Linked DNA regions of Homo sapiens: region 1 is linked to region 2. Evidence: chromatin loops called from intact Hi-C (ENCODE). Cell type or tissue: heart right ventricle. All regions are shown on one strand. Each heading gives the region's core, and the rest is flanking DNA. Links, peaks and the distances in the headings are about the cores only.

Region 1 (8,829 bases), core at 613-8,612, 120 kb after region 2:
CTTTGGATGGGCAGGCAGAGGGGGACCCTGTGAAGCCTGCCTGCGTTTATTTGGGTATGCATGCTTATGTTGGAGTCTTGGCAATGAGAGGACAAGAGTGGAGGGAACAGAGCTGTTAACAGAAAGGGGTCCATATCCAGACACCAAGAGAGGGTTCTTGGATCTTGTGCAAGAAAAAATTCAAGGCAAATCCATAGAGTAAAGTGAAAGCAAGTTTATTGAGAAAGTAGAGGAATAAAAGAATGGCTCCTCCATAGACAGAGTGGCTTCGAGGGCTGCTGGTTGCCCATTTTTATGGCTATTTCTTGATTATATGGTAAACGAAAGGTGAATTATTCGTGCCTCCCCTTTTTAGACCAAATAGGGTAACTTCCTGACGTTGCCGTGGCATTTGTAAACTGTCATGGCGCTGATGGGAGTGTAGCAGTGAGGACAACCAGAGGTCACTCTTGTCACCATCTTGGTTTGGGTGGGATTTGGCCAGCTTCTTTACCGCAACCTGTTTTATCAGCAAGCTCCTTATGACCGGCATCTTGTGCTGACCTCCTATCTCATCCCGTGACTTAGAATGCCTTAACCATCTGGGCATGCAGCCCAACAGGCTTCAGCTTCATTTTACCCAGCTCCTCTTCAAGATGGAGTTGCTCTGGTTCAGATGCCGCTGACAGAACTAGCTTATGGTTGGAGACAATGTCATAGGGAATTATTCTTCAAAGATCGCAAAATCCAGCTTGGATGAGATTCCAAAAATCAAAAGGTGCTGAGAAAGCAACTTGTCTAGAATTTCCTCTTCATGGGCTGGTTGATTTTGTTTACAATGACACCTTCAGAAAAAGTAGGCGACACACAGTGGCTCACGCCTATAATCCTAGTGCTTTGGGAGGTCAAGGAGGGAGAATCATTTGAGGCTAGCAGTTCTAGACTAGCCTGGACAACATAGTGAGACCTTGTCTTTACAAAAAATAAAATCAGCCGTGTGTGGTGGCGCATACCTATAATCCCAGCTGTTCAGGAGGCTGAGGCAGGAGGATCATTTGAGCCCAGGAGTTGGAGGCTGCAGTGAGCTATGATGGCGCCACTGCACTCCAGCCTTAGTGACAGAGCAACATTCTGAAAGAAAAGAAAGAAAAGGAAAAAAAGAAAAGGAAATAAAAGATGAAGAAAGAAAACAGAAGAAAAAAATAATTTATATAGAAAAAAAGTCCATAATGACTCAAAATATTCCCTGGACACTGGAATAGAATGATTTTGTTTATTAAAGCTTTTCTTTAGTTCGTCCTTAAACAGTTTAGTATTTTCTTTTGAAAACAGATTGTGTCTTGTCAACTTCATTGATTTTCGGGCTGGGCTTGGTGGCTGAACACCTGTAATCCCCCAACACTTTGGGAGGTTGAGGTGGGTGGAGCGCTTGAGGCCAGGGGTTCGAGACTAGCCTCTAGCCTCGGCAACATGGTGAAAACCTGTCTCTACAAACAACAACAACAACAACAACAAACAATTAGCTGGGCGTGGTGGCACGTGCCTGTAGTCCCAGCAACTTGGGAGGCCGAGGTGGGAGGATCACTTGAGCCCAAGAGGTCGAGGTCGAAGTGAGCTATGATTGCACCATTGTACTCCAGCCTGGGTGACAGAGTGAGACCATGAAAGAAAAGAAAGAAAAGAAAAAAGAGAAAGAAGAAGGAAAAAAAAAGAGAAGAAAAAAGTAAAAGAAAAACATAGAAAAAAAATCAGTAACGACTCAAAATATTCCCTGGATAGTTGAATACAAATAGTTGTTGTTGGACGTGATTTTATGTATTAAGGCTTTTGTTTAGTTTATCCTTAAATAGGTTAGGATTTTATTTTGAGAATAGATTCTGGTTTATCAATTTCATCAGTCTTTGCAAAGAAACAGCTTAGGGTTTCCTTTATGTTTCTCCGTTAACTTCCTGTTTTCAGTTACATTGCGTTTTGCTCTGGTTTTTCTTTCGTTTTTTCCACTCGTTTTAGGTTTCTGGAATTTCCTGAAACATTGTATTTTGATACAGATTCTGAGCTGGTGCTTTGGCTGTCACAAGCCAGAGGGTCCTAGAAGAAGTAGAATTGTAACCGAGGAAAACTGTTAGGAAACTCCATCCCTTTTGACCTTCAAAGGTCACCGCCTAATTTTGGTTTTTTGTAGTCTGATGTGTTCATAGCTTGTGACTATTAGGCTCTGATTGAGCTCTGCTTTTTTTTAAGTTTCTCTTACTCAGCTGGTGCTGTTTTAGCTCCAGCTTCCTCCTCTGTGTAATCAACACTCCCAGTCTCCTCTTCACCCAAAAAGCCACAGAAATAAGTGCAGAAAACAAGGCAGCCGCCACCTGCTACAGAGGCATGTCCTTAAATACGATGCATTTCAGGACAGCTGTGTGAGTTCCGGGAGCTTGTCTTCCTTCAAAGGGAAAAGTAAAAATAAACAGGAAGGTTGCACTGAAAGCATTCTCAATTGAAATTGTGCCATTTGGCTGTAGTGTTTCTGATGCTCATTTAGAACTTTGGAAGTTGTGGGATGGTGGGCAAGTGTGTGACCTGGGATGGAGATTCTCTACCTCTTTAAGAGTGAAACCCTGGCTGGGCGCCGTGGCTCACTCCTGTCATCCCAGCACTTTGGGAGGCCAAGGCGGGTGGATCACCTGAGGTCAGGAGTTTGAGACCATCCTGGCCATAATGGTGAAACCCCGTCTCTACTAAAAATACAAAAAAATAGCTGGGCGTGGTGGCAGGTGCTTGTAATCCCAGCTACTTGGGAGGCTGACGTGAGAGAATCACTTGAACCCGGCAGGCGGTGGTTGCAGTGAGCTGAGATTGTGCCACTGCACTCCAGCCTGGGTGACAGAGTGAGACTCCACCTCAAAAAAAGAAAAGAAAAAGAAAAACTTTAAAAAATGCCGGGCACGGTGGCTCCCGCCTGTAATCCCAGCACTTTGGGAGGCTGAGGTGGGTGGATTGCCTGAGCTTAGGAGTTTGAGACCAGCCTGGGCAACATGGTGAAACCCCGTCTCTCCTAAAATGCAAAAAATTAGCCGGGCGTAGTGGTGCACGCCTGTAGTCCCAGCTGCTTGGGAAGCTGAGGCAGGAGAATTGCTTGAACCTGGGAGGCAGAGATTGCAGTGAACCGAGATGGTGCCGCTGTACTCCAGCCTGGGCGACAGAGTGACACTCTGTCTCAAAAAAAAAAATAAAATAAAAATTAGCTGGGCGTGGTGGCACACATCTGTGACAGAGCGAGACTCCATCTCAAAAAAAAAAAAAAAAGAATTTTGGAAGTTGTGGGATGGTGGGCGAGTGTGTGGTCTGGGATAGATTCTCCACCTCTCTAAAAGTGAAAACCTGGTTGGGTGGGGTGGCTCACATCTGTAATCCCAGCACTTTGGGAAGCTGAGGTGGGCGGATCACTTGAAGTCAGGAGTTTGAGACCAGCCTGGCCAACATGGTGAAACTCTGTCTCTACCAAAACTACAAAAATTAGCCGGGTGTGTGGTGGCGGGCATCTGTAATCCCAGCTACTCGGGAGGCTGAGACACGAAAATCGCTTCAACCCGGAAGGCGGAGGTTGCAGTGAGCCGAGATCACACCACTGTGTATGCCACTGCACTCCAGCCTGAGCGGCAGTGAGACCCTGTCTCAAAAAATACACACACACACAAAAACAAAAAACAAAACACATGTAGAAAAAACCACAAAGACAAAAACAAAACAACAACAACAACAACAAAAAGTGAAAACCTACTTCTTTTTCTGGACACGGTGGCTCATGCCTGTAATTGCACCATTTTGGGAGGCCGAGGTGGGAGGATCACTCTCACCTTTCAAGGCCCAGGAGTTCGAGACCAGCCTGGGCAACACAGCAAAACCCCATCTCTCTAAAAATAAAAAAGAGAAAAAGAGAAAAATTGCTTCTTTCTATGTAGTTGGTGAGTTTTTTCAGTAGGATGCTTTGCATTTCTTCCTGCGTCTGTGGCTCTGTGGTATGCCAGCATATACGATAGTCACTACAAGATCCGTAGTTGTACACCCAGCCATACGCATCACAGGTTTTTGGCTGATTTCATGACAACGCTTAAGGCTGCTGAAAACACTCTAATTCTTTGGATGTTGGCAAATGTTCAGATGAAACTAAGCGGCTGGCCCACCCACCTGCTCAGGAAAGAATGGCCGCATTGTGTGGGAAAGGAATCCTCTGTTCCCTAGCTGGCTGCCTGGTGTTCTTGTTGAGTGAGCAGAACAGAGAGTGCCCCTGGGTAGACCTGTGTGTGCTCCAAAAGGCGATTTTGTCAATTGTTCCCTTGGGATGCCCTTGTTCCAGAAAGCATGTTCTGTGTGACTCTCAGCTGGGGTTCCCAGACTGTGTAAAGAAAACATGGTGATTCATGGCTGTGTGCGGTTGCCCATGCCTGTCATCCCAGCATTTTGCGCGGCCGAGGCGGGAGGACTGCTTGAGCCTGGGAGGTCAACGCCAGCCTAGGCGACACAGTAAGAACCTGTCTCTACAAAAACAAAAACAAAAAAGTGTAGCCGGGCATGGCGACGAGCACCTGTGGTCCCAGCTACTCAGGAGGCTGACGCAGGACGATCGCCTGAGCCTGGAAGTTGGAACTGCAGTGAGCCATAATCACACCACTCTACTCCAGCCTGGGTGACAGAGTGAGACCGCATCTTAAAAAAAAAAGAAAAAAAAAAGGACATTGTGATTAATGAAAACAAACATTGCCTGGTGATAAGGAAAGTAAGAAGTAGGATTGTTCTCAGATTAGTGACCCAGGAGATAAAGGAGTAACAGAGTGTGCAGGAAGCAGGTCTCCAATTTAATAGCAGGATGGTGAAGATAGAGCAAGTGACTTCTTTCTATTTTTTTTAGAAACTGGGTGTTGCTTTGTCACCCAGGCTGGAGTGCAGTGGCGTAATCATAGCTGACTGCAGCCTTCACCTCCTGGGCTCAAGCAGTCCTCGTGCCGCGCCTTCCCGAGTAGCTGAGACTACAGGCACATACCACCATACTTGGTTAATTTTTTGTATTTTTAGTAGACATGGGGGTGTGGGGATGGTTTGCCGTATTATCCAAGCTGGTCTCAGACTTCTGGCCTCAAATAATCCTCCTGCCTCGGCCTCCCAAAGTGTTGGGATTACAGGCATGAGCCACTGTGCCTGGTGAGTAGGTAGCTTTTTGTTTGTTTGTCTGTTTGTTTGTTCTGTTTGTTTGTTTTTGAGACAGTCTTGCTCTGTCGCCCAGGCTGGAGTGCAGTGATGCAATCTTGGCTCACCCCAACCTCCACCTCCCGGGTTCAAGTGATTCTCGTGCCTCAGCCTCTCAAGTAGGTGGGATTACAGGCACATGCCACCATGCTTGGCTATTTTTTGTTTTTTTAGTAGGGACAGAGTTTTGCCTTGTTGGCCAGGCTGGTCTCAAACTCCTGACCTCAAGTGATCCGCCTCCCTCGGCCTCCCGAAGAGCTGGGATTACAGTTGTGAGCCACCGCGTCCAGCCAAACAAAAAAAAGTCTGTCTTATAAAGAAGATCCCTAATTTATGATGATTCCATTTATGATGGTTTGAGTTATGGTAGTTTGAGTTAGGATAGTTCGATTGAAGATTTTTTGATTTTACGATGGTGAGAAAGACACAGTCCGTGGAACCCGCGCTTCGAGTACCCATGCAACTGTTCTGTTTTTAACTTGCAGTGCAGTATTCAGTAAATTACATGAGGCATTCAATACTTGATTGTAAACTAGGCTTCACGTTAGGTGATTTTGCCCAGTTGTAGGCTAATGTAAATGTTGCGAGCACGTTTAGGGCAGGCTGGGCTAAGCTGTGATGTTCGTAAGTTAGGTGTATTCGATGCATTTTTGACTTACCATATTTTCAACTTACAAAGGGTTTATGGGGTGTAATGTCATCATTGTAAGTTGAGGAGTGTCTGTATCATAGACTGGGGGGCTTAAACAGACATTTATTGCTCCCAGTTCTGGAGGCTGGGAGTCACAGATCAAGGCGTGGCACATTCGGTGTCTGGTGAGGGCTTCCTGGTTCATAGACGGCGCCTTCTCACTGTGTCCTCACATGGTGGAAAGGGTGAGGGAGCTCTCTAGGGTCCCTTTAATAAGGACATTGATCCCATTCATGAGGCTCCACCCTCATGACCTCAACACCTCCCAAAGGCCCCACCTGCTAACATCATCACCTTGGGGATGAGGATTCAACACGGGAATTTTGGGAGGATGCAAGCTTTCACCAGTAGGGTTTTCTTTGTAAAGAAATAGAAGGAAATGAAAAGGCAGGCACTGGGTAGGAGAGAGCTACAGAAGACAGCGGGGTGGTGGCACTCCAGGATAGTGCTGTCCCCCAGCATCATTTACACCGAAGAAACCTGAGGCACTCTTTCTGATGTGTCATTCTTAGGAAAACCACCATGAATCTGGCATCTAGCTATCAGTGAAACTGTGGGAGAGCTTAATGGAAGTAAAGACATGTGGTCCCAGAAATGACAGATCATTCGGAGAACCTAAGAGAAGATTAAAAGCAAAAGGGGGTCATGTGCGCTGTGACTCAAACTTTGGGAGGTCGAGTGGGAAGATTGCTTGAGCCCAGAAGTTTGAGACCAGCCTGGGCAACATAGGGAGACCCTATCTCTACAAAAAATACAAAAATTAGCTGAGTGTGGTGGCACACACCTTAGTCCCAGCTACTCAGGAGGCTGAGGTGGGAGGATTGCTTGAGCCTGGGAGTTCAAGGCTGCACTGAGCTAAGATTGCGCCACTGCACTCCAGCCTGGGCGACAGAACAAGATCCTGTCTCAAAAACAAAAACAAAAGCAAAACAAAACAAGAAAATCCAAAAGGGAAATATAAGAGAAAACAAAAAATCTCACTTTGAGACATCTTTTTTGAAGAGTTGGAGAGGATATTGTCTCCATCCACAAAAATAGGATGTTACAATAAAAGAGAAAGAGGAAGGAAGAGCTTTATATGGGACTGCTGAAAGTTAAAAGAAAAACATTGCATTAAATAAATTAGAAGGGTGATCTCATCTGTGCCTGTGACTTCAGTTATCATCTTAAGGCTTTGGGTCTCAAAGCACACATCTAGTTTAGACCTTTCTTAGGAGCCCTGAAGGGTGCATTGCCAACTACTGCCCGTTGGAGGGTCCATTTTTCCCAAGATATCCAGCAACACTCTTATATGAGTGTCCTGCTCCATTGTCTCAAATTACCATAAACTGGGGAACGCAAGCAACAGAAATTTATGCTCTCCCAGGCCTGGACACCAGGAGTCTGAAATCAAAGTGCAGGCAGGATTGTGCTCCCTCTGGAGGCTCTGGGGGAGGAAGCTTCCTGCCTCTCCCGGCTCCTGGGGGCTCCAGGCATCCCTGGGCTTGTGGCCACAGCACTCCAGTCTCTGCCTCTGTCTCCACGTGGCCTTCTCATCTGTGCCTGTGTCTCCTCTTCTGTCTCTTAGAAGTACACTGGTCATTGGATTTAGGGCCCACCCTTTTCCAGCGCGATCTCATCTCAAGATCCCTAGCTTAATCACGTTTGCAAAGTTCCTTATTTCCAAATAAGTTCCCATTCCAGGTTCTGGACATGAGGATGTGAATATATCTTTGTGGGGACCACAGTTCAGTCTACTAGAGTTGTATGCAGTTCCTTCTGGAGGCTCTAGGGGAGGATCCTTTCTGCATCTCCCAGCTCCTGGGGGCTCCAGGCATCCCTGGGCTTGTGGCTATATCACTCCAGTCTGCCTCCGTCTCCATGTGGCCTTCTCCTCTGTGTCTGTGTCTCCTCATCTGGCTCTTTATTTTTTTAAATAATTTATTTATTTATTTATTTTTTATTTTTTTTGGTGATGGAGTTTCGCTCTTTTGCCCAGGCTGGAGTGCAGTGGCATCATCTCGGCTCACTGTAACCTCTGCCTCCCGGGTTCAAATGATTCTCCTGCCTCAGCCTCCTCAGTAGCTGGGATTATAGGCACCCGACACCACGCCTGGCTTATTTTTTATATTTTTAGTGGAGACGGGATTTCACCATGTTGGCCAGGCTGGTCTCGAACTCCTGTCCTCAGGTGATCCACCCGCCTTGGCCTCCCAAAGTGCTGGGATTACAGGTGTGAGCCACCATGCTCACTGGCCATTTTTTATTATTACTCTTTTTTCCTCTTCTGTCTCTTAGAAGGACACCCGTTGTTGGATTTAGGTCCCACCCTAAATCCAGGATGGCCTTATCTGGAGATTGTTTACTTAATAGAAACTACAAAGACCCTATTTTCTTTTCTTTTTTTTTTTTTTTTTTTTGAGACGGAGTCTCCCTCTGTTGTCCAGGCTGGAGTGCAGTGGCGCAATCTCGGCTCACTGCAAGCTCCACCTCCCGGGTTCACGCCATTCTCCTGCCTCAGCCTCCCAAGTAGCTGGGACTACAGGCACCCGCCACCACACCCGGCTAATTTTTTTTTGTATTTTTAGTAGAGACGCGGTTTCACCTCGTTAGCCAGGATGGTCTCTATCTCCTGACCTCGTGATCCGTCCGCCTCAGCCTCCCAAAGTGCTGGGATTACAGGCGTGAGCCACCGCGCCCGGCCTCAAAAACCCTATTTTCAAATAAGACGCCATTCACAGGCACCAGGGGTTAGGATGTAGACATATTTTTGGGGGGCACCATTCAACCTAGTCTATCCCTCAATCTCAATACATCCCCTGGGTTAAACATGAAATGTGTCCCCTTCTTCCCCCAAATCAAAGCAACCCAAAAGACCCCTGTGCACCTGCACACCTTGCCTAAGTCGGCAGCACTCACTGCGTAGATGCCCAAACCCTAAGCTG
Region 2 (8,829 bases), core at 492-8,491:
CACACCTGTAATCCCAGTGCTTTGGGAGGCCAAAGAGGAGGAACACTTGAGATCAGAGGTCTGAGACGAGCCTGGGCAACATAGTGAAACCTCATTTCTACAAATAAGTTAAAATATATATATGTAGGGCATAGTGGCACACACCTGTGGTTTCAGCTTTTCAGCAAGCTGAGGCCGGAAGATCACTTGAGCCCAGGAGTTTGAGGATGCAGTGAGCTAGGATTATGCCACTGCACTGTAGCCTGGGCAGCGGAGAGACCCCATCTCTAAAAAGAGGAGAAGGAGGGAAAATACTTCTCCTTCTCAGACCCAAAGTAAAAAGGTTTCTGGTCTCACACTGACCAGAAAAACATTGATATTTACTTAAGCAATATTAAAAGGGTCACTGCTTTAGAACAGGATTAAAGAGAAAGTAAAATCAACATTGAGATAGGAGGACAGAGGCCATCAACTGAGTTCTGATCCCAATGAAGACGAGAAAAGGCTACAACTATCTAGGTTAAATATCTACTTGTCCTAGAAAAAGCCTTTTGGCAGCAACATAAAATTCATACCTCTTAGTTTTTAAATTCCTATGGATGCTGAAGCAAATAACCACAATTTGGGTGGCTGAAAGTAACAGAAGTTTATTCTTTCCAGTATTGGAAACCAGGAATCTGAGATCAAGTTGTGGGCAGGGCTGGACTCCCCCTGGAGGCTCTAGGGGGTGTTCCTTCCTGCCTCTTCCAGTTCTTGGTGGCTCCAGGTGACGCTGTCATAGGACAAAGGGCCCCGGGTGCCGACCTCCTCAGCCGCAGCGGGGCAGGGCCCTCCACAGGAGGTCGGCACCCGGGGCCCTTTGTCCTATGACAGCGTCACCTGGAGCCACCAAGAACTCCGCGCAGGGCTACCCCTGCGTCCTGGGTCTCCCCGGGGGGCGCTCGAGGAGGTGGAGCTTCCCCCGCAGCCCCGGGGAGTCTCCCCGACCGGCCAGGTGCCTTCCCTGGAAGGCTGACGGCTCCTCTAGGAGGCCGCCCTCCACCACTAGCACACACCACCCCCAGGACTGGGCCGCCCAATGTCACAAAACCTCCTGTGGGTCACCTCGCCTGGGGGACCTCGTGCGCCCTCCCAGGCAGCGACCGCAGGGACACGGGCCTCCATTTGCCCAGCGGCAGGGTTCTAGGCGTGGAATGTACACATTGCTCCCAGTTCGCCCGCCCCCTCCGGCTCGGAGCCCGAGAGCCGCCTGCTCTCATTTCAAATCGGATAATAGGGACGCTGAGAATAACTACGACCAGCACCGCGAAGGCGCCCCTCTCGTGGGTCAGAGGTCGGCGCCCCCGCTCCGCAAGCCCCCATCACCTGCCCGGGGACCCCCGGTGGCCTCAGGCCTCCAGGCCCACCCCGGAGCCCCCTATTGGCCCCTAGGCCCGCCCCGAGGCCTGCGGCGCAGCTTTGCCGACGGGGAGCGCCTGCAGGCCACAAGGCTGCACGAATGCCCCCGCCCGCCGCCCCGACCACCGTCCTGAGGCCAGCGGGGCCTCTCATCCGGCTGCAAGGGCTGTGCGGCTCCGCGGCTGCGTTTCCCGGCCCCAGCGGGAAGGCGACGGCGGAGCGGACTCCGAGCCCAGCCGAGCTGTGAGGGCCGACGGGAGGCGAGCCCGCCCCTCGGGTGCGCCCATGGTTTAGGCGAGAGCCGCGGCACCCGCTGCGGGCGCTACTGAGGGGCGTCTGGCTGCGGGTTCGGCGGCGGCGCCTCTCCGGCAAGAGCCCTTGGTCCATTGTGCGCTTCTCTCTTTTTTTTTGGAGACGGAGTCTTGCTCTGTCGCCCAGGCTGGAGTGCAGTGGCGCGATCTCGGCTCACTGCAAGCTCTGCCTCCCGGGTTCATGCCATTCTCCTGCCTCAACCTCCCGAGTAGCTGGGACCATAGGCGCCCGCCACCATGCCCGGCTAATTTTTTGTAGTTTTAGTAGAGACGGGGTTTCACCGTGTTAGCCAGGATGGTCTCGATCTCCTGACCTTGTGATCCGCCCGCCTGAGCCTCCCAAAGTGCTGGGATTACAGGCGTGAGCCACCGCGCCCTGCCTATTGTGCGCTTCTCAGGGAGGCTTCTGCCTCCAGGACCCAGCGGCTGCTGCGGCGGACGTCAGCCGCGTAACCCGTTCCCGCGCAGTGGCCCGCCGTTTCCGCCACCGCCATTGACCCGCCCCGGCCTGGTGCTGTGCATGTCATGGTGTCGGAAGGAAGTACGCCAATGGGGTAAAGGGGTCAGACGGCATTGACAGCCTCTGCGATGGCCCTGAGGCGGGACTAGGAGGACGTTCCCGGTAGCGATTGGACAGGATCTTTCGTAAGGGCGCCTGCGACACTGGAAGTAACGAGCAACTGGATTGGCTGCCTCCATCGCAAAGTGGGTGGGTCTTGCATCCTCGGGCCTAACGATTGGTCTTTCCAAGTGCGGGAAGCGGCAAGCATATGGTCTGGAAACATTTGGTATCGAGACGCTGCCAGCCATAACGTCCGTCTCCCGGGCCGGAGAGGCCCGTGACCGCCGCATACCCATGGTCTCTTGCTTCTCCTCGGGCATCTCTGGCCACGTCCGCACCAGCCCCCGAAAGGCCCGGCTCTTGGCCGCGCTGTCCTGGTGCGGCGGTGAGGGGAGGGGACCGGGGCCTCGGGGCGGGTGGCGGCCGTAGCGCGAGAGCCCTGTGCCTTGCGCTCAGAGGCTGAGCTGCGTGAGGGAGGCCAAGCCCCCGCGAGCGGCAGCCCCTGCCTTGCTAGTTCCCCAACACGCGAAAAAGGTAGATGAGAACTGGTGCGGGGATAGGTTTGGGTGGGGTTTACTTGGCACCACCCAATTTCTAAATCGGTCATATTTTCTGAGTAGTTCTACCAACAAAGGTCAAGCTGGAGCCAAGTGCTGTAATCCCAGCACTTTGGGAGGCCCAGGCGAGAGGATACATTGAGGCCAAGAGTTCGAGACCAGCCTGGGCAACATAGCAAGACTGTCTCTACAAAGTTTTTGATTTTTTTTTTCTTTTTTTTTTTTTTTGAGACGGAGTCTCCCTCTATCACCCAGGCTGGAGTGCAGTGGCACAATCTCGGCTCACTGCAACCTCTGCCTCCCGGGTTCAAGCGATTCTCCTGCCTCAGCCTCCCGAGTACCTGGGACTACAGGCGCCCTCTACCACGCCTGGTTAATTTTTGTATATATAGCAGAGACGGGGTTTCACCATGTTGGCCAGGCTGGTCTTTAACTCCTGACCTCAGTGATCTGCCTGCCTCGGCCTCCCAAAGTTCTGGGATTACAGGCATGAGCCACCGCACCCAGCCGCAAAAAGTTTTAAAATTACCTGGGCATGGTGGTGCGTGCTGGTAGACCCGACTACTTGGGAGACTGAGACGGGAGGATTGCTTGAGGCCAGGAATTTGAGACCAGCCTGGGCAACATAAGGAGACTCTGTATCTAGAAAACATATATATATTAGCTAGGTGTAGTGGTGTACGCCTGTGGTCCCAGCCACTCAGGAGGCTGAGGTAGGAGGATCGCTTGAGCCCAGGAGGTCCAGGATGCAGTGAGCTATGATCGCACCACTGCACTCTTTGCTGGGCCAGAGCGAGACCCTGTCTTCAAGAAAATAAAAGGATACAGCCACACACAGAGGGATGACCATGTGAGGACACAGGGAGGATCGCTTCAGCCTGGGAAGTGGAGGCTGCAGTGAGCTATGATCACGCCACTGCACTTCCCAGGCTCAAGCGATCCTCCCGCCTCAGCCCCCCGAGTAGGTGGGGCCACAGGTTTGTGCCACCATTCCGGGCTAATTATTTGTAGAAATGAAGACTTCCTATGGTGCTCAGGCTGGTCTTAAACTCCTGAGCTCCCGTGATCCTCCTGCCTTGGCCTCCCAAAGTGCTGGTACTATAGGCATGAGCAACTATGCCTGGACCAATTCTTAACTGGTGACTTGACTTGTTTATTAGTTAATCTGTCTCACTCAGCTTCCTTCAAATGCTGAGCCTCCGTCCTCTTGCTAAGCTCTTTTAAGAACGTTGTGTACCATGTCAACCTGTTCTAAATATTTGAGGAGAGAAAGTTCTAGAATTCACGTCCCCACCAACTTTCTTTTTTTCTTTAAAAAAAAAATTTTAAGAGACATGGTCTTGCTCTGTTGCCTGGGCTGGAGTGTGGTGGTGCAATCATAGCTCACTGTAGCCTTGACCTCCTGGGCTCAGGTGATCCTCCTACCTCAGTCTCCCAAGTAGCTGGGACCACAAGCATGCATAACCACACCCAGCCAATTTTTGTTTGTTTACTTTTTGTAGCAGAGAGGTCTCGATCTCCTGGCTTCACATGATCCTCCCGCCTCAGCCTCCCAAAGCACTAGTATTACAGGCATGAGCCACCGTGTGTGGCCACCACTGACTTTCTGAACCCCAAGTGTATTAGCCACCATAACAAACACCTTTTGTCTGATACATTCTGTGGATCATATTCCTTTTTTATATATAATTTTACCTTTTATTTTAGATTTGAGTGGTACAGGTACAGGTTTGTTTCATGGGTATATCATGTGACACTGAGGTTTGGAATGCAGATGATCCCATCACCCAGGTACTGAGCATAGCACCCCACAGGTAGTGTTTCAGCCCTGGCCCCTCCATCTCTCCACCCTCTAGTATTCCCTAGTATCTACTGTTCCCAACTTTGTGTGCATGTATAGATTATGTTTCTTAGAGTTCTCTAAATAACGGGGCAGGGAAGGTAGTGTGAATGATGTAAAGGTGTGCCAAATTGGTTCTGCAAAATTAACCTTTTTTGAATAAAATATTCAATTTTCTGAAGCGAGCAGGCTACTTTCTCAAGCAAAATTTCGTTTGAATCCTCCACCCCCAGCCTGCAGAGAGAGAGGGAGGGAGGGAGACCTCTTAAGAGTTTTATTTGTTCTCTTGCAGTCTTATGACTTACTTCTTAATGAAAACCCTTATTGTTTTCTAAGAGAAAAAAAAAGAGAATGAATGCAATGTTCGAAATGGGATTATGTAGAATTTTTAGGAGCATAAAGAGAAATTGAAGAATTATGAAAACAAAGGCCAGAAAAGCAAACAGTGTTCTTCCTCTACGTAGCAGCCAGATGGCGTTTTAGGCAAATACACCGCAAACTGCACAGCCAGGTCCCCATCTCAAAGGGCTTTCCACGGAGCAAAAGCAGTTTCGATCGTATTGTCATCACCACCATCAACTTTTTTTTTCCACTCACATGATGTATGCCAATATCATTATTCTCGTTATTTGTATAACCATCATCATCATCAATGTCTCGTGAATTTTTGCGTGTTATTTTTAACATAGCATGTAAACAGCACCTCCCCACAAAAAAAACTAGCTCAGGATAAACATCTCTAAGAGTATTTCATAGGAGCTGATAGTTTGACCAACAAAAAAATGTTTTCTTTTCCCAAAATAAAGTTCTGTGGTTTGTCTCAGGGAAAGTTTTTTGTTTGTTTATTTGTTGGATTTTTGGTTTGGTTTGGTTTTGTCTCATTTGTGGGTTTGGTGGTTGGTGGTTGAGTTTGTTTCTGGCTTAAAGGGCACCCTTAATGAAGAAGTGTTTATGTTTTCAGATATGTAGGCTTTAGTAAACTAGCTCACTCTGAGAAATCTAAAGTTTCAATTGCTCTGTGAACACCACTGAAAGAATCCACCTCCCTTCTCAAACCACATTCTCAAGGGCAGACTTGGGGATGCTAGAACTCTCCTCCCCTCTCCCCTCCCCCTCTCGCCTCCCCTCCTCCCCTCCCGAGGCTCTGCTGCCCAACCTCCGCCTCCCAGGTTCAAGCCATTCTCCCTGCCTCAGCGTCCTCAGTAGCTGGGATTACAGGCGCCCACCACAATGCCCAGCTAATTTTTGTATTTTTAGTAGAGATGCAGTTTTGCCATGTTGGCCAGGCTGGTCTCGAACTCCTGACCTTAGGTGATCCACCCACCTTGGCCTCCCAAAGTGCTGGGATTATAGGCGTGAGCCACTGTGCCCAGCCTAGAACCATTTTCAACAACAAAAGAGTCAACACATTCGGCCTCCCAAAGTGCTGGGATCATAGGCGTGAGCCCCTGTGCCCAGCCTAGAACCATTTTCAACAACAGAAGACTCAACACATTCAGCCTCCCAGAGTGCTGGGATTATAGGCGTGAGCCACTGTGCCCAGCCTAGAACCATTTTCAACAACAAAAGACTCAACACATTCATGCTTCCATGCAACATGGCAAGTCCACTTCGAGATGGTGCCTTTATTTACCTTTGATTATTCTTCACCATACACCCATCTTACTTTGTGGAGTCTTCACAATAATGAACCACCCAAGACTCATATGGCCAGAACTGAAACCTGAGACTGTCAACGAGAACAAAGTGTCCCGATACTTATTTCTGCTTGGACTGTTATTCAAGATATTCAATATATTCAATAAATATTCAGTATTCAACAAAATATTCAATGCTGTTCAAAATACTCAATAACAGTTACAGGAACTGTCCAAGGAGAAGGACCCTGGTCTCAATGGCAAGATAATGTCCTGGGTCAGGCATTGCCAGCGTGAACCATGAGATTGGGAGTCCCAGTCTGGGGTGTGGCATCCAGAGAGCTTAGGTCTGGGACAGAGGCTGTTTGACCTACCACTGCAGAGGTGTGGCCATATTTTAAGCCCAAGAATGTCCCAAGAAATATTGTAAAGCCAAGAATTGTGTACATACCGGCTGATCAGCCTTGTTTCTGCTCAAAGCCATCTTATGAGTGTTTGGTAGTAGAATCCTCCATTCAAACAATCTAACCCAAAACAAATGGAGACATTGAATGATTCCAAGTCAACAACTGGCTCTCGATTTCAGGGGAAAAAATGGCCATATTTCAACTCATTCTGAGCATATCCTTTTAAGGTAGAGAAAGAGGCAGAAAAAAATAGTATGTACTTCCTGACACAGCAATGCTCTCTCATTCCATAGAATGTTGTAGCAGCCCCCTCAAGACTGATAATGGCCTGCAGAATGAATACCAAGGACACTCACAGGATATAGGGGGTCTTCTTGAAGCTTTACAGTTCTAACCTGCCCTTCCTCTGGCACATTGCCCCAGTGGGAACAGGCTTTTTCGTGGAATAAAAAAGTAACCAGGAATTCCCCAATTATACTAGGTTGGTGCAAAAGTGATTGCGGTTTTGTGTGTGTGTGTGTGTGTGTGTGTGTAAAATGGAGTCCCGCTCTGTTGCCCAGGCTGGAGTGCAGTGCCATAATTTCGGCTCACTGCAGCCTCTGCCTCCTGGGCTCAAGCGATTCTCATGCCTCGGCCCCCCAAGTAGCTGGCACCACAGGCACGCACCACCGTGCCCAGCTATTTTTTGTATTTTTAGTACAGATGAGGTTTCACCATGTTGACCAGGCTGGTCTCGAACTCCTGACCCCAAGTGATCCGCCCACCTTGGCTTCCCAAATCTCTGAGATTACAGGCATGAGCCACTGCGCCCAGTCTGGCCATTACTTTTAATGGCAAAAACTGCAATTATGTTTGCACCAAGCCTACATTTCGGTCTACGCAAATCCTCCAGCAACTATACTTCAGAACCACATGGAAAAAATACACAGCTTTTCAGGGAAGTAGAACCATTGGTGCCTGTAACTATCTGTAAAAGCCACTTTCTCCTCAGCCGTGGGATGCAGGAGGCATGTTCTTCCTGCTGGGTCATGGGGATGTAGCCTCTGCCACATTCTGAGATCAAATTCCAAGATTCATCTGGGGGTCCTCAGTCATCACTGCCTAGTGTAAAACTCCAGCTCCAATGAACAACTTGAAAGTGGAAGAATGAGACACATGCGCCACTACTCCCAGGGTACAATCAAATCCAACATCTTCTGGCAAACTCAAAGCATGGATGCTAAACACAGAAATACACTCCTGATGGGAATGTTTTCACACACGTCCATGTGAAGAGACCACCAAACAGGCTTTGTGTGAGCAGTAAAGCTTTTTAATCACCTGGGTGCAGGCAGGCTGAGTCTGAAAAGAGTCAGCAAAGGGAGACAGGGGTGGGGCCGTTTTATAGGATTTGGGTAGGTAGTGGAAAATTACAGTCAAAGGGGGTTGTTCTCTGGCTGGCAGGGGTGGGGGTCACAAGGTGCTCAGTGGGGGATCTTTTGAGCCAGGATGAGACAGGAGAAGGAATTTCACAAGGTAATGTCATCAGTTAAGGCAGGAACATTTTCACTTCTTTTGTGATTCTTCAGTTACTTCAGGCCATCTGGATGTATAAGTGCAGGTCACGGGGGATATGATGGCTTAGCTTGGGCTCAGAGGCCTGACAGATGTAAATTAACTCCGCTGCAGTGAAAAGCAGTTTGGAGAGTTCTCAAGGAACTCAGAACTAGCATTCGACCCAGCAATCCCATTACTGTTTATATACCCAAGGACAAATACATTCTTCTAACATAAAGACACCTGCACGCACATGTTCATTGCAGCTCTATTCACAATAGCAAAGACACGGAATCAACCCCGGTGCCCATCCATGTGGAGTGGATAAGGAAAATGTGGTACATATACACCATGGACTACTACACAGCCATAAGAAAGAATAAAATCATGTCCTTCGTAGCAACAAAGATGCAGCTGGAGGCCATTATTCTAAGCAAATTAATTCAGGAACCAAATATGGGGCATATTCTCACTTATAAAGTGGGAAGTAAACATTGGGTACTCATGGACATAAAGATGGGAACCACAGACACTGGGGACTACTAGACGGGAGAGGAGGGGAAGGCGACAGGGCTGGGAAAGTGCCTCCTGGGTACTATGCT

Evidence for each region. Peaks named below come from ENCODE experiments on the same cell type or tissue, not always from the same donor. Only the 100,000 strongest peaks of a DNase experiment are listed, where the experiment ranks them.
Region 1: a loop joins it to region 2, with 2.6 times the contacts of the local background. A loop is called at or near these places in 3 of 110 quality-filtered maps.

Annotation. Positions count from the first base shown.
Region 1 is chrX:3,693,415-3,702,243 of GRCh38, reverse strand. All of the region lies in intron 1 of PRKX (protein kinase cAMP-dependent X-linked catalytic subunit), which reads left to right. Among named protein-coding and RNA genes, the nearest start is that of PRKX, 16 kb to the left of the region's middle. RefSeq lists enhancers at 1-262, 2,097-2,166 and a silencer at 6,342-6,636. In heart right ventricle, for the core only: no CTCF peak of the experiment used is centred there; DNase peaks (open chromatin) are centred at 2,377 and 4,303; H3K4me3 peaks cover 1,592 bases; H3K27ac peaks cover 3,269 bases.
Region 2 is chrX:3,808,482-3,817,310 of GRCh38, reverse strand. No RefSeq gene overlaps it. Among named protein-coding and RNA genes, the nearest start is that of TRI-GAT1-1, 26 kb to the left of the region's middle. RefSeq lists silencers at 803-942, 1,233-1,712, 2,073-2,152, 2,583-2,752, 5,538-5,607 and an enhancer at 2,353-2,402. In heart right ventricle, for the core only: a CTCF peak has its summit at 5,113; DNase peaks (open chromatin) are centred at 780, 1,210, 1,550 and 2,310; H3K4me3 peaks cover 2,771 bases; H3K27ac peaks cover 2,537 bases.